3 separate regions of the Homo sapiens genome follow, and all the other regions are linked to region 1. A link is a loop called in an ENCODE intact Hi-C map of the cell type or tissue named here. Cell type or tissue: PC-9. All regions are shown on one strand. Region 1 holds the start of RUSC1 (RUN and SH3 domain containing 1). Region 2 holds the start of CKS1B (CDC28 protein kinase regulatory subunit 1B). Region 3 holds the start of KRTCAP2 (keratinocyte associated protein 2).

Region 1 (8,000 bases):
CAGGGGCCTGAGGTGGGCCCAGGGGCAGGTGGTGGTGGTGCTCAAAGAGCAGGTCCAGGTGGAAAGTGAGCACCGACAATGGCTGCAGCAGGAGCAGCAGCTCTGTGGACAGGGAGGGACAACCACCGCGGGCCAGGGAGAAAAATCCTGTTGGCAGGTACAGGAGGGAGAGCAGGCCTGGAAAAGAGCAGGCCAACATCAGCTCCTGCCCTGGACCTAGTCCCAGAAGACCCCCCAGAGCAGCCCACCAGTCAGCACACATCTTCCCAGGCCTCACTCTGCTGGGCACTGGGGCAGAGAGGAGGAAGGATGTGGTGGGCTATAGGACTGACATCCCCGCCTGCATGGAACCTAGCCCAAATAGGAAGACACACACAGCAAGTGGTGACAAGTAACAGAGACAGTGCAAAGGCTACAGAGGAGGAGGACAGGAGAGCCATAGAAGCACATACAAAATGAGGCGTGGGGGTTGGCCTAGTCCGAGGGTAGAGGTAGGGCCTCACTGGGGAAGGACTCAAAGGATGAATGATAGTTCAGAGGAAGCAGGAGGGGCAGAAGGTAGAGGAACAGCATAAGCAGGGCCCTGGAGCAGGAAGGGCCAGGCGGGAAGACTGTTGGCAAGACCCTCCAAGGCAGGGGAAGAGGGCAGAGGCCAGACAGCCAAGGCTTTGGGTCTTTCATCCTATGGGCGATGGGCCTCCTTAGAAAGTTTTAATTAGAAGAGTAATAAGATCGGAGATCTGGATTAATGGCATTCTGGCAGCAGTGGGAACCAGCAGGAGAGAACTCTTTCCTTCCCATCCTCCCAGCCCATCAGCCCCATCCTCTACCATCTGAACCTCTGACCTGCATCTTCCTGGAGACTGGAAAACCACAGCTCCAACTGCTTGGTGCTAGGGGAGAAAAGAGGGAATGGAAGTTCAGGGAGGTGGAGGACTCCAGTCCTCTCTGGGTGGAGGATGGGAGATGAGATTGGAAGAGGGGGGGCCTTCTCTGGGGATGTGAGGCACTACTACTGTGTCCCACCCATGACGCTCCTGCAGTCCCAGGTCGTGGGAAGGGCACTGGAAAGAAGGCAACTCACTTGAGGAGGCCCAGGATAAAGGCATGGAAGCGGCTACGGCTGCTGCTCAGCGGGGCTAGACGGCTGACCTGGCTATACAGGGTTCCAAGGGAGCGGGTGCTGGAGCCTGAGAACGTGGGGTGCAGTCAGCCAAGCCCGGCCCTGCCCTGCGCACTGCCGGGTCCCACGCCCTCCTGGCTCACCTGGCTTCACCGACGCCTCCACCACGCTCCAGGGGCTGCTCCTGCGCTGCCCGGTGATGAGGTCCTTCCGGAAAGGCTTCAGCCCGTCCGCCACCAGGGCGTGGAGGGCCGGGCAGAGGGTGGTCAGCACCAGGTGCCCCACATCCGGGCTCAGCCGGCTATCACCCAACTGGGCCTGGAGGTGGCGCGATGCCGATGGCTCCAGAGATCCCTCCAGACACCTCCCAGCCACCTCCCGCCAACCATTCCCGCACCCCCCGCGGAGCTCCATTACTCTCCTCATCCCAACAGCCTCCCCCCAGCCACCTTCACCTTCTGCACCAAGTTCCGGGCGGCCCCGAAATGCGAGATGATTTTATCAACGGAGACGCTGACGGCTATCAGAAGACCTGGGAGGAGTGGGAAAGGGAAGACGCTAGGAGGCCGCGCCCCTACCCAGGCTTGCCCGAGGGGCGTGGAGAGACTGCCTTCGGACAGCCTGAGAGCAGGGCCGGGGGCGAAGGGCAGTTTATTCGGAAGCGCGGGGTCGGGAGTCAGGGTGCCCTACCTTTCTTCTGCTCCTGCAGCTGACCAGTCCCACTCTGGGCTTCTGCCATCCACAGCCGCTGGGCTCCGGGGACACCGGCGAAGGACCACGAACTACGGACTGGCGTAAGGGAAGAAGGGCGCGGTAACACTTACCAAGTGTTATTCCGAGGACTCCGGGCTCCCGCACAAGTTGTCTCCGGCGGGTCTGCAGTGCTGTGTCCCCGAAGGGTCTTGGGGAGAGGAGGCGCAGGACCGCCTGAAGCACGGGGTAGCTCGACCCGAGCCCCGGAGTGAAATCTCGCACACTTCCCAGCACTCGCTGTCCCCCAGCCCCATCCCGGTTCCCTGTGCCCTCCCTCAGGGCACAGCCCCCACCTCCAGGATCCCGGAACTCCGGGAGCGGGATGGCCGCGCTCACCTCCCGCCTGCCCTGCTAGGGCCTGTAGGGCGGGAGAGGACGGGGCGCGGGGAGGGAGGTGTAGCCCAGCGCACCGCCCCGGGGCCCAGTCCTGCCTGCGGAGCCCCGGGGAGCACGTGGGCGGCATGGACCAATGGAAAGACAGACAGGGGAAAGGGAGGAGACGGAGGGAGGCGAGACCCGAGGATTGGGAGGCTGGAAGGCGCCGGAAAGGGGAAACCCGGGTCCCGCAGCAGCCTCTTGGCGGAGGGTGCCCTCTTCATCCCGCGTGGGACTGGACTCGCGGAGAGGGCGTGGCCAGAACCTCTAGTGCCAATGAGCTCCCGGGAGCTTCACCCTCCACCCCTCCCTAGCAAGGTCGGGGGGCAGGCCCGAGCTGCACAGGCCAAGGAATTCCACAGAGGGTGTGACCCAAAGCCCCTAACAACAGACTCGCTGGGACCCCCTAGACTTGGCATGGAGGCTGGGTAAGCCCGCGTCCACTATGCCCAGGTGGGTCTGGAGGGAGAGGGGGCCGGCCCACGGAGCAGGAAAGGCAACAACTTCCCCCTCCAGCACTAGGAACGGGGCCAGACTCCCCAAGGCCGACAAACTTGCTTGGAGTCGGCTTAAACTGAAGGGCGGGACTAAGCTGGGCAACCCCGGAAAAAAAGCGAAAACGGGGCCGGGCGAGAGTGGGCGGGGCGGCCCGCCTGAGGCGTGGCCCGCGGGGCTAGCCCGGGTCCGTCTTACGTAGCCTGGGCGGAGGCGATGGGCTCCTGGTCCAGCGAGGGGCCTTCGGCGGACGAGGTTGCGGTGGCAGCGGGGGGGCGGGTACCTGGCGGGGTGGGGGAGCCGCGGCGGGGAAGGTGCTACTTCTGGGAAAGAGCGGGGACAGCAGCAGTGCCAGCTCGGGGCTGGCCAGGCAGGGCAAGGCTCCCCGAGTCGGAGGCGAATAGGCTCCCACCGGGGACAGGCGGACGGGCAGCAGCTGCTCCTCTGGGGGGCTCGGCGCCCCCAGCAGCCGCAGCCCGGCGCCGGGCCACCCGGCCAGAGGAGCCAGGAGCAGAGACCCAGCTGCGCCTGCGCCCCCACCCTCCAACAGGGGGCGCCCGTCGGCCGAGAACCGGAAAACCAGGGGCCGAGGGAGCAGGAGGGGACCGGCTGCAGGCGGGATTGGCGGGGCCAGGCGCAGAGGGAAGGAGGGCAGCGGGATGGGCAGCCAGGCAAGAAGGGGCGGGAAGAAGAGGGAGCAAACAGTTAGTCCCATAACCCAATGACCCACCCAGTTTCCCTTTCCCGGAGCGCTCCCTGGTAGAAGGGGCGGGGAGGATGGGTGACACAGAATGGAGGGAAGACAGGGGGCCGGGTTGGAAGCCTAGGAGGCGTGAGCGGCCGAAGCCCAGCCCTCCTCCCGCTTCTTGCGACCTCTTACCCTCCAGGCCGGCCTGCGCGCCCGGCTCCTTCGCGGCTGGGGCCTCCTCGCCAGCCGCTGGGCTGACAGCCCGGCCCTCCTCGGACTGCCCCTCCGCTATGGGCTGCAGTCCAGGTCGGTTCTTCTTCCTTCGGGGAGGGACAGGCGGGGGTGGGGGCCGGGGCGGGACCAAAGCCCAGCCAACTGGGGGGTCTCGAGGCGGGACTGGCGGGGCTGGGGCCCGGCTTCGGGACCGGAGTTCCTTGAAGGTGGTGACTTCCCGAGGAGGTGCCGAGGAGCCGCCCGGCGACCCCGAGGGGGGGAGCTCGGTGTCGGGCGAGAAGACTATGAGCCAGTCACTGCGATCTTTCTTCGCCTGCGGGACAAGGGGCAGCCCTGGGCCCCGCTTGCGCTTCTGGGCCAGCTCGTGGAAGGACGTGATTGTCCGGTGGGGCACCGGCTCCTCGCTGACGTCACTTCTCCATCCTCCATCAATTTTCCCTGCATCTGTTTTCGAGCCAGAATCAGTTATTCTTGTGTTGGTTTTCCAACCAGAGTCGAATTTTTCAGGTTCACTTTTCCAGCTAGAGTTAACATTCCCGTTGTTTTTCCAACCAGTGTTATTGTTTTCAGTGGTTTTCCATTCAGCTTTAGTTTTCTCTGTGTCAATTTTCCAAATTGGGTTAATCTTCCAACTGGGCTCCGTTTTCCCAGCGTCGATTTTCCCATCATCCGCCTCTAAGAGCTCAGAGGTAGGGAGATCCTGCTCCGCCCTCTCGTCCTCTTCCTCCAAGCCTGGGGAAGGGACGTCCTGGCAGGTGGTCAGGGCGTTGCAGTTCGAGTCCAGGCCAGGATCGGGTGAAGAAGAAGCTCCGGAGCAGGAATCAGGAGAGCAGCAGAAGCTGTCCGGTGAGCAGGTGCCAGGGCCTGCTGAAGCCAGTGGGGAGCCCTGCTCCAGGGGGATGATACTGGGCTGAGGGTGGGCATCCTCATCACCAGGGAGGTCCCGCAAGTAGACTGAGACAGGGGACTCATCGGGGCTAAGATCTGAGCAGGAGCTGAGTGAGGAGGAGCAGCCTGGGTCTGAGGGAGAGGCAGCCCCCTCTTCCTCCTGTGACGGGTCCTGCCGGTTTTCTAGGCCCGGACCGTGCTCCTGGCAGCACCGGCAGGGCACAGCTGGGCTGTTGGAATTGGCGTCCACCAGGGTGCCACTGCAGGGGCCCCTGCTCTCCTTGCCCCCAGTGTCTCCTGGAGGAGGGGGTGTGCTCAAAGGCCCCTCCTGTAGCTCAGGACGGCGGGACAAGTGCAGGCCCAGGGAGACGTGCTGGAGGTGGATGTGGTTGAGGTTGCAGAGTAAAGCTCTCTGAGGGGACAGCATGATGCTAGCGGCGATGGGATGGCTTCTAGAGAACCAGAAGGGTAGGGTCTCTCACATCCACCTACCTGGCAACCACAGGTGCAGACCTAGAAGACAGAGGTGGTGAAGCCCGGCCAGTGAGGACAAGAGCTGCGGGGAAGGACACCGAGGTGACTTGACGGCAGCAGCAGGCCTGAAGGCTCTGGCTGCTTTGGAAGATATTTCAATGAGATGCAAATCGCAATCGACTGACCATTAGTTTCCACTGCAGTGTTTGCAGATGGAGTCGAATGTAACCCCCCGGGAATGGAGCCGGGAGGGTCAGAGAACGCGGCTGCGCTCTGGATCTCCGAAGGGGGGCGGGGGCCTGGAAGAGGTCCGGGCCCAGAATGGACCTCCAGGTCCCTGCTGCCGCAATCTGGCCCTGCCCTCCAGCCTACCCCTTACTCCCAGAGGAAGGGACCCAGGGAGACCCACCCAGATGCCCTGAAAGGAGGTGGAGGATGGGGGTGGGGCAATACGCAGAGTTTGTCTGGTGAATGCAGGAAAGGGGTGGGGGCTGGAGAGGAAAAGGATGGAGCAGCCGTCAGCTTGTCAACTCCGCATCTGCTGGCTGCCTCGGCCGGGCTCCAGCCTGCGCCCTCGCCCCTCGGAACAGCGGTATGTCCATTCTCTCCGCATTCGTCTCCATCGTTCAGCCACCACCGCACCCTTTCTCTATTCATTTCTCCTGCTCCCTTGTCCTGCCCCGCCCCTCGTGCCCAGGTCCATCGGTCTACACCCATGGGCCGAGCCCTCCTCACCAGGGTCCTCCTGGAACCGCTCCGGCCTTGGGCTTGTCCGCGGCTCCCACGGTCCCCGCCCGGCGGGGCACAGAGCGGGAGGGGAGGGGCACTAGCACAACCTACCCTGCGCTGCGCAGCTGCACCCCTTCGCGCATGGGCGTGGCGTAGCTCAGACCCGCCCCCAGCGTTTAGCGTCTTTTGTCACCCACCTAGAGGGTTTGATATATCCTAAGCTTTTGGCCCCTGGGTCCTGGTTCCGTGCAGCGAGTCCTCCCAGCACCCCACCCTGCACATTCTGGAAAGAGCCAGACTCTGGCTGGGCCGAGCAAGAACAGAACCACAAGAAGGTTACACGATTATTTATTGAGAGCCTCCTCTCCCCGCCCTTGCAATCTCTAGGTCACTTTCTCCGCTTGTAGATTTTGCGCGCAAGCCCCAGAAAGACGGCTGGGGGCAGGGGTGCTGCGTACTGTTCAATGAGAGCCATAATGTGGCTGTAACTGTCTTCCTCATATTGCAAGAACACTGCTGGCAGATCCAGCTCCTCATATAGCGCCTTCACCCGGGCCACTTTCTCAGCCTCCTTCTGCCCGTAATTTTCCTGGAAGAGGTTGAAAGACAGGAAAACGGGCTTGGCCTTCCCCAGAGCCTCCAGGACCCCTCCACTCCCCTCATTCACATATTCCAGAACATCTCCAAAGCCACCCACTCCTTTCCTCCCTCCAATTTTCAAGTGTCTCTACGTAGCTAAAATCCCAAGCTTCCCTTCCCTATCCCAAATATTGCCTCATACCAGGCATCCTCTACTCCAGGGTTTCTCCACCTTGGCACTATTGAAATTTGGGACCAGATAATCCTGTCTGGGGGAGCTGTTCTGTGTACTACATGTTTGGCAACATCTTTGGCTCCTGCCAACTAGATGTCTGTACCACATGCACACACACAGAGTTGTAATGACAATGGCAAAAAATGTCTGCTGACATTGCCAAATGTCCCCTCGGGAGGAAAACTGCCTCTAGTTGAGAACCACTGCTCTATCCCTTTCCACCAACTCAGGGACCCACCACCCTCTCTCAGGCACCTTCAGGATCTGGTACTGTTCTGGAGTGGCCCGTTGCAGACACTGAACCACCAGCCAGCTGCATTTGTTGTCCTGGATGTCAGTGCCAATTTTGCCGGTCACACTGGGGTCCCCAAAGAGGTCAAGGTAATCATCCTGGGCAGGGAGGGGGAGGGCAGCAAAAGAGGAAGGATGAGGTTCCTGGGCAGAGGAGGAGTGAAGCTGGTGCCTGTTCTCTGCTACTGCCTCCTGCCTTCTTACCTGAATCTGAAAGAACTCCCCCATCTCCAGCAGGATCTTCTTGGCATTGGCGTGCTCCTTCTCGCCATCAATTCCTGCCTGCAGGGAAAGGGGGGTTAATAAGCCAAACCCCAGGGGTGCCGGCATCTTCCTGGCTGCTTCCTCCCATGGGGTCTTGCCCTACTGCAGCCCCAAATCTTTCCTCTCTCTTCAGACATCTTGGCTTCCCTGACCTAGACAGTCCTGACTGATGGTCCAACCTCAATCCCACTTATTTTTGGCTAGGCCTTCCTGGGAGTCATAAAAGAGATGAATCCATTCTAGAGGTGCACAGCCTGTCTCTTCCCTCACAAATGTCAGTCCCCAAGTCATTCTGATCCACCTTCCTAATATTTTTGCCACCTCCAACTTCTTTCAAGATGAAAAGGAAATGTAGAGAAGCAAGGTCAGGGTAGACACTTAATCCCACTGACTGTCTTTAATCCACTCTTCTCCCTCTCAACCTGGATGATCTCCACACTCCTATCCATACTCAGATACAGGATATATTGTTCCCCTATTATGTGCTAAGCACTTTCATATCCCTTGCCTTGCTTAATCTTTACAGTCCTGTGAAGTAGGAATTTTATCCCCAGCTGAGGAAAGAGACTGAGCGAGACCGACTTGCTCAAGGTCACACAGTTTTTCACCAGGGGTAGCAGTGTTCACGTTTTCTGCTCTATGCCTTGCTGTCCAAAAGCCCCCATCAGCAGAGCAGAGAGGGGTGAGGAGGCTCACTCACCATGTACATGGCTGCAGCTATAGGAAGGTAGAAGGAGTAGAAAGCTGTCTTGTACTTGACAATAGATTTGTACCTGAGTAAGGGGAGAAGAGAAACTCCTCAGGAGGGCAATGCACATCCTGAGCCCTCCCTCGCTGTCCAGACATGGTTCGCGCTGTCCCTCACCTCCCCT
Region 2 (8,000 bases), 350 kb after region 1:
TACACTGAAACATAAATCCGCAAGTCACCACACATACAACACCCGGCAGGAAAAAACAAAAACAGCAAGTTTACATGATCCCTGTAACAGCCATGGTCTCAAACTCAGATGCTTCCTCCATCTGCCAAGTGTGTTCTGGATACAGAGCACATCGTGGCTTCTGGGGTCACACTCAGCTTAGGCTGTGGGTCCACAGAGCACTCATCTGGCTGGGCTATGGTGGTGGTGGCTCTACTCAAGAAGCAAAGCAGTTACCAGCACATTCAAACAGTGTATTGAACATCTTTTAAATATCAAAGTGAGAAACAAGAAGGCAACATAATAATGTTATCAGAAAGATGTTAGGAAGTAAGGACAGCTGTGTAAAGCTTGAGGCTGAAAAGTAGCTTGCCAGCTTCATTTCTTTGGTTTCTTGGGTAGTGGGCGCCGGAACAGCAAGATGTGAGGTTCTGAAAGAGTGAGGGAAATCTAAGAGACAAGCTCACACCATTCTATGTACAACCTATAGTGTATTCCACTACCACCTCCCCAGCTATCACCCACTCAGATCTTTATAACTAAATAAAGACTTAAGCATATGGCCTTAGAAGCAGACCCAGAAGTCTGGACTGTCTGCCAAGTACAGAATTGTTAATATCAGTTCTTTTGCTATGTTTATACAGCCCCAGGGTGTCCCTTATTAGTTTTGCCTGGCAGCTGGGTGTCTGGTGTCTTATCAATAAATATACTTTCCTTTGCTTATTTAGAACACATCCAAGAATGTTTTCGATGGAGAATGAGGCAGGGGCTATGATCAGGCTATATGTGGCCTTAAAAAGAATACCCTCTGATTGAATGAAAGATTACAGGAGGTTTTTCAGTGACAGGTTGTCTCTGAACTTCCCAGATATTTTAGTCTTATTTTTGGTCACTAGTTTTTTTTTAAAAAAATCCCCCACGACTGGAGGGGGAAGGAACCAGTAAACCATTTCCTATCTCCCTATTTGGGTTATACAATCTTATTCTTTCATTCTCTCAGTGTAGCAGTTCTATATGGTTGTTTTTAGCCAGTGCACTGACCTGGTTCATGGATCATATAATGGACCCATCCCTGACTCTGCTGAACGCCAAGATTCCTCCATTCAGATTCAGACATCAGATGGGTTTTAGGGACCAGCTTGGCTATGTCCTTGGGCAGCATGACATGTCTGTAACAGAAACGGGGAAGTGGGGAATTTATGTTAGTACCAGATACAGTCTCTTAGACAAATGCCTGTTTACAAGGCCAAGAAAGGAAAGAAAAACTGGTTTTTGATGTCAGAGTTTATATAATTTTATTGTGGGGTAGCAGCAGCTAGAAATACAGGCTATGTTATATAAATTCCGAGAGTATATTAAAAATACAAATTAGTGAATAATTCCAGTGAATGAGCACTTAAGTTCAAGGCACATTTTCTCCGCCTTCATGGACCTTATAGTCTTCTAGTTGATTATCTACAACATAATGGGAGCCCCACGGAGCACACAGTGTTAATAATTAGAAGGAAGGAAGAGAAGTTATTTTGTGGCGAGGAAAGGCCTTTTATGAAGTACTGTGTGGACAAGTTATTACAAAGGATGAAATGAACTATCTTGTCCTTTAAAATCTAAGCCAGGCATGGTGGCACAAACCTACAGTCCCAGCTACTTGGGAGGCTGAGGCAGGAGGGTCATTTGAACCCAGGAGTTTGAAAAAGATACAGTATGAAGTTTGAAATCTGATTAAAATACAGAAGAAATAGGCCAGGGGCGGTGGCTCATGCCTGTAATCCCAGCACTTTGGGAGGCTGAGGTGGGTGGATCACTTGAGGTCAGGAGTTGGAGACCAGCCTGACCAACAACGTGAAACCCCGTCTCTACTAAAAATACAAAAATTAGCCGGGTGTGGTGGCATGCACCTGTAATCCCAGCTATTTGGGAGGTTGAGGCAGGAGAGAATCCCTTGAATCCAGGAGGCGGAGGTTGCAGTGAGCTGAGATCTGGGCGATAGAGTGAGATTCCGTCTCAAAAAAAGAGAAAAAAAATAAGAAAAAAGAAAGGGCTGCAATGCACAATGGTTGTGCCTGTGAATAGCCACTGCACTCCAGTCTGGGCAACAAAGCAAGACCTTGTCTCTTAAAAAAAAAATTAAATCTATCCTGAATCTTATTTTCCTAACTCTGGAGGGATGTACCTTGAGACTTTCTGGGTAAATTCCGTGCTTTTCTAACCAAGGATAAGTCTCCCTTCATAGCAAAAAAATTATTACCCTGATGTGAATCAAACTAATCCACATAGTCTTCGTCATGCTCAATGAAAATGTACTAAGTTCTCCCTCTGTGCTAGTAACAGTGATTCCCCACCATTCTCCTAAAAGAAAAAATTCTAGTCCAAATATAATGAAAATAGCTCACATTCTAACACCACCCTGGCACGAAATTTGGCTTCAATACATACACCAAAAAACCCCTCTTAAACCAAAGTGCCACTGCCAAGAGTTTCATCTTCCAGGGGATGAAATGGTGATTCCTTCCCAGCTCCACAAATCTCTTATAAGCACATACAGTTTTAAGTTAGTTTAGTTCAGATGTAGAGGAAAACAGCTGAGGAAAAGAAAGTTAATTAAAGGAGGGTCTGGAGCCGTCTTGGCATAAAGATGATTATGTATTTGTCAATGCACATCGAGTTCTCTGGAAGACCCAAAGCCCTGAACTAGGCTGGGTGAAGAGACACAAGAAAAGCAAGTTTTCATTTTATGTTCTCCAACTGAGGAGACAAGATACAAACCAGGAAGTGGTCTTAATTATTACAATTAATACAGATTAGCATAATGCCAACATTTGTGGAATCCTGTGTCTTCCCTTATTCCCAATCTAGATTATGCACTTAAAATTTATCAAGCCCGAATGCCACATCCAGTGCCAGGATTCCATCATCACCATCCTTGGCAGATGGCTATCCAGTGTCTTCTAAACAATTTCAGTCAAGAGGTGCTTCCTCCCACATACCTTTTTCTTAGAGTCTCATCTCAGGCTCTGCCCTCTAGGAAGCTTTCCCCAACATTCCCTCTTCCGTTTTTCCTCTCAGTATTTTAAGTTTCATGTTCAAGGGTACATGTGCAGGTTTGTTATATAGGTAAAATCCTGACTCGGGGGTTCGGTGTACAGGTTATTTCATCACCCAGGTACTAAGCATAGTACCCGACAGTTTTTTTTTTTCCTGAACCTCTACCTCCTCCCACCCTCCTCCCTCAAGCAGGCCCCAATGTCTGTTGTTCCCCTCTTTCTGTCCCTGTGTTTTTATCTCCGACATATAAATGAAAACACGCGTAGTTTACTACTGGTTTCGTTTTCAATGGTGGTGAAAGAGACATCACGCTGAATTGGCCCTTAGGACACTCCCCCGCCCCCAAACCAAGCCCAGGGAAGAAGACCGACCGAAAGTAAGAGGTCAGCCTCCAAGGCGGTGGCGGGGCGGGGGGCGTTCTCGAAGCGTGGGATGGGGGAGCGTCCTGGAGTTAGCAAAAGTAGGGGACTGACTTTCTAGCCCCACCTCAACCCCCGCTCACAGCTAGGAAGCCGCAGCCTTCGGGTCGCCAGTTCCCTCTCCTTAGCAAGTCTTGTGTGCTCCCATCACACCCTGTAATGGCTCCTTGCATAGCGTGTGTCACCTTTCTGGTGTCTGTCGGTACCACCCACAGATTTTTAAATTTGTGAACAGCAGAGACCATGTGTTATCCTTGCACTTTAGCAGAACACCTGAAACCTGTTAAGTATTCCGTAACTGTTCCCTTTGATATTTAAAGGGCATCTATTAGACCCATATTAAGTATTTTCTCAATGCTCCTAGCCAGTTTTATTCCATTGCAGTCCCAAGCGATCCCCTTCCTTACACAAGCCAGACAACCACGCCCCTTGTCTTTTTCACGAGTTAATAAGCAATATTCAACTCTCTCAGCGCTACTCTCCTGTTAGGGACGCCAGGAAACTTCCAGCTCCGCTTTTGCTACGTTCTCCCACTGGATTCGACAAGATTACTGTGAAACAGTCTCTACAAGGCAAGTTAAGTTTGCCCGATAAAGTTCAGAGAATGATCCAGAAAGCCTCATGGGTGAGGGTGGTCAGTACCCTAACCACGCCCACCCCTCTCTCCTCTCTACTGAGAGGCGACTCCAAATTCGCAACCACTTTGTTTTACGAGCGCCTCCCACCTCCGCGCATGCGCCTTACGCCTTCCACAATATCACACCATTGCCCGTTCGCACCTCGTACGCATGCGCCAATTCTATCGCCTCAGTTCCTGTTACTAATTCCTTGTGCCCTCAGCGGCCAAAGCTCACGACCCTCGCTATTGCTCCCGCGCCAGCACTAACCGATACTCAAACTCCTCGTCGTCGTATTTGTCCGAATAGTAAATTTGTTTGTGCGACATGATCGCTCGGTTTGCTAGCCTTCAGCCCCGCGCCGCCAACCTCCAAGCAACTCCCAACAGCACGCGCTCCCACCCACTTTGGCCTCGCTTTCAAACACGCCGCCCGCACTTCCTATTGGTCCGTTTGGCTCGAGGCGGGACACCTCTACTTTCAAGCCTCCGATTGGCTTAGATTTACTTCTCTTCGGATCCTTATTGGAGGGCAGTTCTCACGCTTCTCAAGAACGAGCGTGGGTCAAAAGTAGGCGTCTTATTGGCCACCACTGCCTTTGTGCGCGATCTCGCGCTGCCATTGGCTAACTCGGGAAAGTGGGAAGCGTGAAGGAGGGACCCTGAGGTAGAGGGTCAGGGGTTAGTGAGGCCGGAAGTGAGTGTAATAAAGTTTCTCCAGGGAGGCAGGGCCCGGGGAGAAAGTTGGAGCGGTAACCTAAGCTGGCAGTGGCGTGATCCGGCACCAAATCGGCCCGCGGTGCGGTGCGGAGACTCCATGAGGCCCTGGTGAGTCTTGACTTTTTTCTCCTTAGGTGACTCACTCTTTCACCCCGGAACCCCTCTCCCGGGACCCCACTTCCGGTCTTCATTTATAAGTCCCGCCCCTGAGACCCCTCTCCCCGGAAGTCCCACCTCCCAACTTCAGGGGGCTCCCCCGAACCCCGACTTGATTTTTATTTTTTGTCTCCGACCCCACCCTGTCGCCCAGTTTTTCTGGAAGTCCCCACCCCCCGACACGTTCCAAGCCCTACTACGAGAAACCCTTCGTTACTCCTTCCATTCTCCGAAACTCCGCCTCCTAGCAACGATCCTCGGCTAACTCCTGTCAAAAGGCCTATCTCCCAAAAGGGCAAAACCCTGCTCTTCAAAGAACGATTCGAATTTGTTGAAGCTCCGCCCCTCCGAAGCCACGCCCCCTCCGTAATCCACGTCTGACTGTCCAGAAAGCCTCCCCGCCCAGAAGTCTGAAGTTCGCGTCCTTAGGGGACCACGCCCCCTTAGGAGCTTTATCTTTGTGGGACCTGGGTCATCAGCTGAAAAGCCTTGTCGTCAATCCCTGAAACTCCACCTGCTTATATTTTCCTGTCCTTTCTCTTTTTGGGCCTTGGGATCAGTTTTCCGAGCACTCTCGTGCTCCCCCAGGTGGGAAGTCAAAGTTCCCATCTCTGGCTGTAAGGAGTGAGATTAAAGGCAGCCGTTTTCCGTTTTCCTTTCTATCTTTTTTTTTTTTTTTTTTTTTTTTAAGACGGAGTTTCGCTCTTATCGTCCAGGCTGGAGTGCAATGGTGCGATCTCGGCTCACTGCAACCTCCGCCTCCTGAGTTCAAGTGATTCTCCTGCCTCAGCCTCCTGAGTAGCTGGGATTACAGGCGCCCACCACCACGCCCGGCTAATTTTTGTATTTTTAGTAGAGACGGGGTTTCCCCATGTTGGCTAGGCTAGCCTCGAACTCCTGACCTCAGGTGCTCCACCCTTATCAGCCTCCTTAAGTGTTAGGATTACAGGCGTTAGCCACTGCGCCCGTCCCCGTTTTCCTCTTTCTTAACCTCCTCCAAGGGTAGAACTATTTGAAAGGGCTGAACGTGGGGTTTGGCACGAGAGGGAGAGAGAGACTTGCCCTCAGACTCCCAGCCTCACTTCCTGGCTTTCCCTTCCCAGGACCAACCTCATCCCAGAAGTAGCTCTAGGCCTTCCTAGACATAAGTGGATAAGACCATGGATTTGTTGGTGTGTGGCATGTGGGTGTGACATGAGCAAAAGTTTTCTACTACCAGAAGAACGGTAGTTTGGAGTGGGGGTAGATAATAGTGCTCTTTTTGTTGTTTGATTTTTTTTTTTTTAAGGGACAGTTCAGTCGCTACTTCTCTGTCTCTTCCCCTCCCCCTAACCAGAGTTCTTGTCTGGGCATTCCTCCTGGCCCCGTTTGCCCAGCCTTCCCTGCTGGAAACATTCCTGAGGCTTTCGCCATTTCCTGCCACTTCCCGCCCCTGTCCCCTCCTCCCAGTTGGGCTGCGAAGCCACACACAGCTTTTCCCCTACACCCAATCACCTGGACTTCCAGTAGGCAATCTCCTTTCTCCCTATGTAAATTTCAAGAGTCATACGTCTTTCTTTTCTTCCGAACGCCCACACCCGTTGGTCCTTCCCTGGCTCTGGATACTGTAGGCTCCCACAGAACATCATCTCTACAGATGAGGGACATCCTAGTGTGTGTTTGTGTGTTTTGGGGGTGTGAGGCTATGGTGGAATCCTTTCCTCATTCTCTCTATGCCCGAGAGCTGGCTGGAAATGAAGTGATAAAATTCCTTCTCAGGATTGGCTGGCAGAGTGACAAAGCTCTTCTGGAATGAGCACTAAGGGGAGATGTAAGAGTTAAGCACAGCATCTAACACACTTCAAGTGTTAATGTTGTTAATCAGGATAATTATCTATCTATATTTTAATTCTCTGAAGTAAATCTAAGGGTAATTCCAAGGTGAGCTGGGGGGAATACGTATTTTTTTTTTTTTGAGACGGAGTTTTGCTCTTGTCACCTAGGCTGGAGTGCAATGGCTCGATCTCGGCTCACTGCAACCTCCGCCTCCTGGGTTCGAGCGATTCTCCTGCCTCAGCCTCCTGAGCTGGGATTACAGGTGCCCGCCACCACGCCCAGCTAATTTTTGTATTTTTAGTAGAGACAGGGTTTCACCATGTTGACCAGGCTGGTCTCGAACTCCTGACTTCAGGTGATCCACCCGCCTCAGCCTCCCAAAGTGCTGGTATCACAGGTGTGAGCCACCGCGCCCGGTAGGAATACGTATCTTTGTTTTTTTTTTTTTGGTCACTTTCCAGCTTTGCCTGTGGCATTCTCCGGAAGAGCAGTGGCAGGAAGCCGTGGGTGGCAGGAATGGGTTTGGGACTGTTCCCTGTGTCCAGCTTCAACCCATCTTCTCCTGACACCCCTTTCTCCTGTACTTATTTTTCTCCTGTCCTTATTGACGCAGATGTGTCTTCTGATCTCTCTGTCCCTTCCTGGCCTGTAGTTTCTACTTCTCTTGGAGAACTGTTTCTTCCACCTCCTCCAGCCAGGCTCCTTCCCTGGTGTGAAGGATGCTGTGCTCTTTGGTGGGGCTTAGGGCCCTGTAAGAGGAGGGATGTGAATTGGGGTGGTTTGGAGTGGGAGTGGGGACCTGATTGCCTCATTCTCACCCTTGACAGTGTGCTGTGTTAACAAGCCCTGTGGAAAGGGGAGACAGGACAGTGCTTGGCTATGAGCCATCGGTCTTGGTGTGGTAGATGGCATACGTAGAGAACAAGCCGTGACCAGCATGTCCTCTTGTTCCCTTCTTGCCTGGTAGCTTCCTGATGTATCATCCAGGTTGAACTTTATTCCCCTTTTTTCACCAGCTTTGCTCTTCCTCTTGGCCCTGCTCTGCATCCATTGGGACCACTTACTTCCCATCCCCACTTCGCTAGCTCCAGTCCACAGCTGCTGTAGCAGAGGATGCTAATGGCCCAGGCTTACTGTATGGGGTAGCGGTTGGGGGTGGCCTGGGCTGGGGCCAGCCAGCTTTCGGGCATAGAGAGGGTGGGGGAATTCGA
Region 3 (8,000 bases), 150 kb after region 1:
TCCTTGTGGTCTGGGCACATAAGGCCCTAGGGACACAAAGAACAATGTGATGGTCAGACAATGGTGTGGGTAAGGGTGCTATGCTACCACTACAGCAGTTTGGTGCCCTCCTCCACTGGCAAGATGGGAGTGGAGACATCCGCTGGTGGTGCTCCACAGTGCCACCTGGTGGTACATACTGGCATCAAAGAGCCTTTCCTGCAGTCTCCGGGCGGTGCCCATTTCACCAGCATTGCACCTCCCTTCATCTCTCTCATTGGGATATATGGTAATAACAGTAATAATGATGCCAATTAATCTTTGCCTGGTAGTTAATAATTAACCTTGTCCATCTTGTTTACTGCTGTATCTCCAACACCTAGAATAGCACCATGCACATAGGTGCTCAATAAATATTTGTTCAGTGAGTGAATGCACACAGACCTTTTCAGTGTGCAGGTAACACTTTTTAGTGAACAAACATTATCTCACACCATCCTCTCAGCAACCCTTTAGGTATGGACATTGCAGGGCAGATACTACCATCCCCCTACAGGGATGTAAATGAGATGGAGGCCCAAAGTTGTTGAATGATTTGTCCAGTGACTTTGTGACAGATTACAGAGATAGGTGCTTAGCATTGGAAAACCCTTCCCACTTCCTTTTGGAAACCCACAATGCCAGGCACCCCCACCCACCTGCAGCAGCATGTCCCTCCCTCCCCAGGCCTTGGAAGGGCTGGCTCACCTTGGGTCGGAAGGAGAGGGTAGGCAGGGTGGGCTCATGCTGGGCCTTCTGGGTGCCCCAGGGGTGGAAGAGCTTGAAGCACTCATTGCAGAAGGTGGCGCGGCACTCTGTGCAGCCCTTGGTGGCCTCTAGTGGTGGGGGCTTGCACAACTGGCACAGGATGGCACCTCCCACACTCACACTCTGGCGGTACCGCTCCACCACACGCTCCAGGGTCAGGTTCCGGAAAAGCCCTGCCAGACCCCGCTCCCCAAGCTCCACATCACCTTGGCAGGCTGGGCACGGGAACATGATCACTTGGGGGTGCAAAGCACCTCGCTTCCTCCCAGGGTATGTCCCAAAGCCTGTGGGTGAACCAGGGAGGTAGAGGACATGAGAGTTACAGCTGGCTGGGTGTGGGGAAGCCTGTTTAATTAAATTAGATTTTCATTGTGCCAGAGCTCAGCTCTCATTAGAGCCTGCGTAAGCAGTATCTCCACCCCCCAGAAAGACAGACAGATGCCTCTGACCAGTGATGGACTTCTTCCATCTTCCTGATGAATAGCTCAGCGTTCCCATCCCCACCCTACAGGCCCCAGTCCCACCTGACTTAAGCAGCCGGTCCAGGCGGTCTGGCTTGGGGAGAGTTCTGCGGGAGAGGCGGGGGCTGCGGGTGGAAGGGGTGGAGGCAGGAGAGGTGGGCTCGGAGCTGGGGTCCCCACCATGTCCTATGTAGCCCTGCTGGCCCAAGACCTCTCGGGCACAGGCCTGGCACACGTTGTGGGTACAGGGCAGCACCAGTGGCTGCTTGTACATCTCTTGACACACTGGGCACAGCAGTTCCTTCTCCATGTTCTTCATGCTGGTCTGTGGAGGGACCAGGAGGCTAGGTCAGCGCTTGGACACTTAGGCATACCTCAGCAGCCCCTTGGCTGCCCTTGGATACCCTAGGGGTCTGAGGAAGGAGCAAGACAAGCTACCTGCAGCTTTTCCAGAGCACCTGCCTTGGGCTGGTTCACAGACCTTCCCAGACCTCTGTCCCTTGCTTCTCTTTCCCCGCTGCAGAGCTAAAGGCCCAGAGGAGGGACGGTTGGAGCTTGTGCCTGCTCCAGCCTCAAGCCCAATCCCCATTTCTCCAGCTGCAGTAGCCCCAGCTGGCAGCCCCCTCACCTGCCTCCATCCCCCATCTCTGGGCAGCTTGCCCCTGGCATTTTTCTCAAGGACACCGCCCATTCTGCAGCTCCATGCAGACCCCCACTCCCTTCTCTAGCAGCACCCCCATGCCGTGATTCCTCCCGATAGCCAGGCGAGGTTGGCACTCCATCCTGCTCGCTCCATACGTCCTCCTGCCGCAGCTCCGGCCTGCGGCCACTCCAGCCTCCATTCCCCATCCTTCACTTCCCCATCGGTCTTACCAACCCATTCCCCTTCGCCCCCATCAGGCCCTCCCGCCCTCTCCCGCAGCGCAACCCGGTCAGCGGCACCCCCTTCTCCGAACTAGCGGGGGAATCAAGAGCCCCGCCTACTCGCCCCCTCCCCACCGGAAGTCCCCTCCCCCTCTTGGTGGCGAGAGTGGGGGTCCTCAGGCTATGCCCCACCCCCACACCTCACCTTGGTCCCTCTCTTCGCAGCCATCCCGGTCAGGGGCGCAGCTGACACAAAGGAGGGAGGAACAAGGAGGGGGGGAGGAAGTGGTGGGGGGGAACACGGTTGGCACCGCCCCTGGGAGAGCCAGGCACGGGTTGCCATGACAACCGCAGGCTCGGAAGCAGCCCTGAGTGGGGGTGCGTGGGGTGGGGTCTTGGGGAGGGGTCCAAATTGGGAACTGCACTGTGGGGCGGCTCCTACATCATCCCCCACCTGTCCTCAGTTTTCTTGGAAAATATCCAAGCTCACACGTCCCTCTTCTCATAACAGGGCCTTTCCCCTGAAGCCCCAGCCCCGGTGCACTGCTGGAGGCCACCCCAGCCCACCCGCTGCGTCTGGGCTGCTCCTAGCTCCTCCTCACGCTCCAGCACACCGACGCCTTCACGGCACTCACCTCCGGGCTGCTCCCGGGATTACCCTCTCATACCTGCATCCCGACCCTCCCAGCCGTTTCTGCCATCGCTAGCCCCCTGTCTACATCCCAGCATCTTCCTGGATCCCCACCTGTTCCAGGTCCCAGCTTGCCCCAGAACCCTATACGCCCCCTCCCCTTCCCTCGACCCCACCTTAACTCACACTGATGCGGACCAGTGCGTCCATGATGGAAGTGAAGGTCTGCATATCCTCACCCTCTGCCATGGCCCTACCGTGCCCGCCCGCCCCTGGGTGCCCGATCCCGGCTGCGGCTGCGAACCCCGGGCTTAATGCAGGAGCCCAGTGGGGGTGTGAGGAGGGCTGGGGGTTGAGGTGTCACTGCGCATGCTCCCGGGACCAGCCTCGAACAGCGCCCGTCGGGGTAGGGGGTGGGAAATAGTTCTCCCCACGTGGTTCTCGAAAGCCGGTCGGGGGGTTGGGGAATATGGAAAGGTATTTGACGGGGGAGCCATTTCTTACATTCTCATTTTTCATTGGCTCCTAATTTTACTCATATAAAGCGGGGGATTAGTTTCGGAGGAAAATGAGTTCCTGGTTGGGAGCACTAAATTTTAGGTTGGGAGATGTTGAGGCATGGGGCAGGGAGGTTTGAGGAACGTGCACTAGAGATGAAAGAAATGGCAAAGAAGACAGAGATGGGATAGATGCCACAGGCATGGGCCCAATGACTTAAAGAGATAAGTGCACCTTGTACAGAGTGGCAGCAGACGCACCAGGTACGAGGAAAGCCTGAGGACCAGGGCGGTGGCCGAGGATGCCCCCTCGACGCATTATTTCCTCCCTGTCGCAAGAGGGCGCTGCGTCCAGGCACTGAGAGGAAGAAAGAGGAGAACGCGAGGAGTAGCAAGTCCGCGGTAAGCGCTGACGCATGCGCATAGCTAACCGCACCCGGTTCAGCTCGCCTTTCTTGGCCAGAGGCGCCGGTTGGACTCACGGGCGGGGCATGATGGGTAACAGGACCGGTGGGGTCCCCAGGAAGTCCTAGAGGGGGTCGGGGTTTGGGTGGACAAGCTTTCCTCGTCCTCTCCCGACAGAGCTGACGTGTCCTGGGTTCCACCGGGAGCGGGCATTTCCACCGGACGGGAGGGTTCGGGGTGTCCGGGGCTGGGGAATACGTAGGGGTTGCCGCGCGGTGTGGGGAGTTGGGGCGTGTGGCTGCAGTCCCGGGAGTTCTTGGAGGGGGTCGGCCCACCGAGCTTCCGGACCGGCTGATCTGCCCGTAGCTTGCCGGAGGGAGGGCGGAGCCTGACTCTCCGTCCCTTCTCCCATCCCCTCCAGTGGTGGGTACGGGCACCTCGCTGGCGCTCTCCTCCCTCCTGTCCCTGCTGCTCTTTGCTGGGATGCAGATGTACAGCCGTCAGCTGGCCTCCACCGAGTGGCTCACCATCCAGGGCGGCCTGCTTGGTTCGGGTCTCTTCGTGTTCTCGCTCACTGTATCCTCCCTGCAGTTGGAGGGGGCGGGCCACGTAGGCATGTGCCCTTCCCCTTCCCCACACAGCTCTGTCCCCGTTGCACACCCTACTCCTTAACTCCCTCAACCAGGCCTTCAATAATCTGGAGAATCTTGTCTTTGGCAAAGGATTCCAAGCAAAGATCTTCCCTGAGAGTAAGTGAATATTGGAGCTTGAGTATTTGAACTTTCTCCTCTTTAACCTCCTGAAACATGATATTGAATTTCCAGATGCTTAGGTGAAAGGTTGTTAAGGAGAAATATATTTACTGAAGCTGTCTGAAGACAGATGACGCTTTTCGATTCTGCACCTTGTATAGCTCCTGGAGTTGGAGCTGGAAGAGAAGGCCTTTGAAAGCAAGAAACTTTGGTACCTTCTGGCCAGCTCCCAGGGAAGGTTTGAGGGGAACAGGCAAATTTGGGCTGATGTTTTGCATCTATTCGCTGGGAGGCGGTCCTTGTTCCCACCAGAAGAAGCAGCAGGACCAAGTTCACTATGGAGTTCTGATGTGAAGTTAACTCAATATTAGAGAATTCTACTTATTTGAGGGAATTGTGAAGAGCCTAAATACTAGAGGCACCAAATATCTATGGCAGCAGGAATCCTGACCAAATCAGAATAACTGTTAGATTATTTCCTGTTTGGAATAATTCTTGTTCAATTGCTCATGTAATCAAGAATTGATGATTCAGTTATTTATGGAGAATTAAGTTTATAAAGCAAATTAAGTGTCAAGGCCAGATTACTTAAGGAATGCCACGTGCTCAGAAATTCACAGCAGATGCAATCTCATGTAAAACCCTCATGTGGTAAAACAAAGATCTATCATGGTTGCCCTTAATCTTTTCTCTTTTTTTTTTTTTTTTTTTTTTGAGACAAGGCTTTACTCTGTCGCCTAGGCTGGAGTGCAGGGATGTGATCACTGAAGCCTTGACCTGGTCTCAAGCAATCTTCCCTCCTCAGTCTTACCAGTAGCTGGGACTACCAGTGAGTGCCACCACACCCAGCTACTGTTTTAAGTTTTTGTAGAGATGGGGTTTCACCACATTGCCCAGGCTGGTCTCGAACTCCTGGGCTCAAGTGATCCTCCTATTTCAGCCTCCCAGAGTGCTGGAATTACAGGTGTGAGCCACTGTGCCTGGCTGCCCTCATTTCTTTGCCCCCCTCTAGGACTTGCTTTCTCCGCATAGCCCTTTTGCAGGCTTCAGAGTTCTTTCCATCCAGTAGCCCCGGGACTTCTCTCTGTTAGGTTTTGTTTCCATATGTATTACCTTCACTTGCTTCTTTTTTTTTTTTTTTTTGAGATGGAGTCTCGCTCTGTCACCCATGCTGGAGTACAGTGGTGTGAACCCAGCTCACTGGAGCCTCTGCCTCCCAGGTTCAAGCGATTCTCCTGCCTCAGCCTCCCGAGTAGCTGGGATTACATGCGTGCGCCACCATAACTGGCTAATTTTTGTATTTTTGGTAGAGATAGGATTTCACCATGTTGGTTAGGCTGGTCTTGAACTCCTGACCTTAAGTGATCCACCCGTCTTGGCCTCCCAGAGTGCTGGGATTACAGGGGTGAGCCACTGTGCCTGGCTTTTCAGTTGCTTCTGAAAGAAACCATTGGCTGGGTGGGATGGCACACGCCTGTAATCCTAGCACTTTGGGAGGTGTAGGCTGGCAGATAGCTTGGGCCCAGGAATTCAAGACCAGCTTGGGCAACATAGAGAGACCCTGTCTCTCCAAAAAAATACAAAAATTAGCCGGGCATGGTGGTACGCACCTATAGTCCCAGGTACTCGGGAAGCTGAGGTGGGATGATCGCTTGAGCCCAGGAGATCAAGGCTGCAGTGAGCTGAAACTGCACCACTGCACTCCAGCCTGGGCGACAGAGTGAGATTCTGCCTCAAAAATAAAAAAAAATAATAAAAAAAGAAAAGATGCCATTGTGGTGGGGCAAAGTTCTTGGCCCACTTTGCCTTCTCTGCCCTCTCCACCTGGGCAGGTGGGGCCCTGTTTGTCTTTGCTTTTGTCCTCTCACCTTCTCTCCCATCATATTCCAGGTAACCTAAAATCCTTTCCTGCCCCCATGAAGAAGTAGATCCAAGCACTCTGCCCTCCAACCTGTGTCCAGGGAGCAAGGCCTTCAACTTCCACCACTGGTCACCCAGCTTAATGAATTGACTCTCATTGTCTGGCTTCTTTTGGAAAGGGTTTAACTGGGTTCCCCAAATGGGAACACACCTTGCCCTTCAGACTCTGTTGTCCATCACCTTTCCTTTTTCCTTTTATGGGAGGAAAGCCAGGGTAGGGAAGTTATGTGAGATATGGGGCAGAGCTGGTAAAAAAAAGCATACATCTACATCCATGTTCTTTTTTTTTTTTTTTTTTTTTGGAGACGGGGTCTCACTCTGTTGCCCAGGCTGGAGTGCAGTGGTGCGATCACAGTTCACTGCAACTTTGAACTTCCTGGCTCAAGGGTTCCTCCAACTTCAGCCTCCTGAATAGCTGGGACTACAGGCATGTGTACCACTGTACTACCTGGCTAAATTTTTTTTAATTCAATTTTTTTTTTTTTTAAGAGATGGGTCTCACTTTGTTGTTCAGGCTGGTCTCAAACTCCTGGGCTCAAGTGATCTGCCCACCTCAGCCTCCCGAAGTGCTGGGATTCCAGGTGCAAGCCACCACACTCAACCTCCTACCTCCATGTTCTGGGTATCATTAAGGTAATCAGAATCCTCCTGCTGTAGTCACGCTTACCCTTCTAAGCAGGTTCCCCAGGATTCAGAGAGCCCCGGATTTCTCCTGGACTCCATGTGCAGATGCCTAGTATTTCCATTCTGACCGTTGCCCTCCTTGTTCTTCTTGCCTCCCTAGTTCTCCTGTGCCTCCTGTTGGCTCTCTTTGCATCTGGCCTCATCCACCGAGTCTGTGTCACCACCTGGTATGTTCTTGACAGCTGGGTAAGGGGTGTAGCATTCCGTTTTTTGGCATTGGATCTTACTGTGATGGTGCCAGAGTTTTTCCTTCCACACCTACCTCTCTCTCTGTTCTCCCTCCCCGTTTTCCTAAACTTGAACTTGGATTCTTTCCTTGATGCTAGTGTCTTCCCTAGGAGGCACCAGGCTGGCAGATGCCCACTGGTGCCATGACCTTTCTGTCTTCACCATATAGCTTCATCTTCTCCATGGTTGGTCTGTACTACATCAACAAGATCTCCTCCACCCTGTACCAGGCAGCAGCTCCAGTCCTCACACCAGCCAAGGTCACAGGCAAGAGCAAGAAGAGAAACTGACCCTGAATGTTCAATAAAGTTGATTCTTTGTAGCTCTGTGAGTTGTGATATGTTGTGGGTGTCATCTACCAGTATCCAGCTTAGATGTACAGAATGTTAAGACATTTGGGCACCTTCTGTTTTCAGACCTTGGGAATAGTGAGGCTTTCCTTCCTCCCACATTAATTTTTACCAGTTATCTGTTGAATACTGTCAGTGCCACTGGAGTGGCATATACTTGTGTGAGTCTCATCATGGAAGAAAAGTACATGAATGTTCTGCAGTCGTGTTCTTTGGGGAAAGGGGTAAAGGCTGCAATGCAGGAAGTCCTGTCCGTCAGTACCAGAAGGGATCTTGGAGCAAAAGAGTAAAGGAAGGAAAGGTCCCGTATACCTACACTGTTTCACGGGGTTCCACGTGGTATCTTTGCCACTCCAGCTCCCTGCCTTAAGCAAATCAGCCCCCTGCTGCAAGTGCATAGGTGGGACTTCTCTCCTGATGCT

The links. Hi-C counts contacts between places; a loop is a spot of excess contacts. Peaks named below come from ENCODE experiments on the same cell type or tissue, not always from the same donor. Only the 100,000 strongest peaks of a DNase experiment are listed, where the experiment ranks them.
Region 2: it touches region 1 in a loop (8-fold over the local background); 2 of 110 quality-filtered maps call a loop at or near these places.
Region 3: a loop joins it to region 1, with 10 times the contacts of the local background. A loop is called at or near these places in 11 of 110 quality-filtered maps.

The regions. Positions count from the first base shown.
Region 1 is chr1:155,318,757-155,326,756 of GRCh38, reverse strand. It overlaps FDPS (farnesyl diphosphate synthase), which reads right to left. Exons shown (of 11, transcript NM_002004.4): 8 at 7,829-7,901; 9 at 7,069-7,146; 10 at 6,829-6,963; 11 at 6,092-6,348. The coding sequence ends at 6,148. RUSC1 (RUN and SH3 domain containing 1) reads right to left here and starts at 5,863. Exons shown (of 10, transcript NM_001105203.2): 1 at 5,766-5,863; 2 at 3,627-5,069; 3 at 1,814-1,912; 4 at 1,579-1,655; 5 at 1,267-1,441; 6 at 1,085-1,190; 7 at 847-893; 8 at 1-177. The coding sequence starts at 4,983. RUSC1-AS1 (RUSC1 antisense RNA 1) reads left to right here and starts at 2,581. Exons shown (of 6, transcript NR_145424.1): 1 at 2,581-2,679; 2 at 4,320-4,514; 3 at 5,062-5,132; 4 at 6,825-6,954. RefSeq lists enhancers at 48-605, 1,792-2,001, 4,173-5,156 and silencers at 2,012-2,061, 2,082-2,451, 2,792-2,991, 3,032-3,261, 3,552-3,791 and 1 more. In PC-9, CTCF peaks have their summits at 1,463 (motif pointing right), 3,090 and 3,291 (motif pointing right); DNase peaks (open chromatin) are centred at 1,496, 2,376, 2,926 and 3,436; H3K4me3 peaks cover 3,494 bases; H3K27ac peaks cover 909 bases.
Region 2 is chr1:154,971,174-154,979,173 of GRCh38, reverse strand. CKS1B (CDC28 protein kinase regulatory subunit 1B) reads right to left here and starts at 4,493. Exons shown (of 3, transcript NM_001826.3): 1 at 4,370-4,493; 2 at 1,060-1,187; 3 at 1-449. The coding sequence starts at 4,428. The coding sequence ends at 397. MIR4258 (microRNA 4258) reads right to left here and starts at 3,481; the gene lies at 3,391-3,481. It also overlaps a transcript of SHC1 not described here. RefSeq lists enhancers at 4,088-4,147, 4,248-4,397, 4,848-4,997 and a silencer at 4,668-4,757. In PC-9, no CTCF peak of the experiment used is centred here; DNase peaks (open chromatin) are centred at 4,203, 4,633, 5,333, 6,413 and 2 weaker places; H3K4me3 peaks cover 5,854 bases; H3K27ac peaks cover 6,584 bases.
Region 3 is chr1:155,168,958-155,176,957 of GRCh38, reverse strand. KRTCAP2 (keratinocyte associated protein 2) reads left to right here and starts at 3,654. Exons shown (of 5, transcript NM_173852.4): 1 at 3,654-3,737; 2 at 4,066-4,220; 3 at 4,330-4,393; 4 at 7,101-7,167; 5 at 7,398-7,550. The coding sequence starts at 3,734. The coding sequence ends at 7,518. It overlaps TRIM46 (tripartite motif containing 46), which reads right to left and starts at 3,109. Exons shown (of 10, transcript NM_025058.5): 1 at 2,929-3,109; 2 at 1,311-1,572; 3 at 727-1,070; 4 at 1-26. The coding sequence starts at 2,991. RefSeq lists silencers at 2,571-2,865, 3,035-3,124 and enhancers at 2,874-3,382, 3,455-3,504, 3,705-3,804, 3,383-3,891, 3,995-4,274. In PC-9, CTCF peaks have their summits at 145 (motif pointing left), 3,383 and 3,584 (motif pointing right); DNase peaks (open chromatin) are centred at 147 and 3,627; H3K4me3 peaks cover 2,437 bases; H3K27ac peaks cover 929 bases.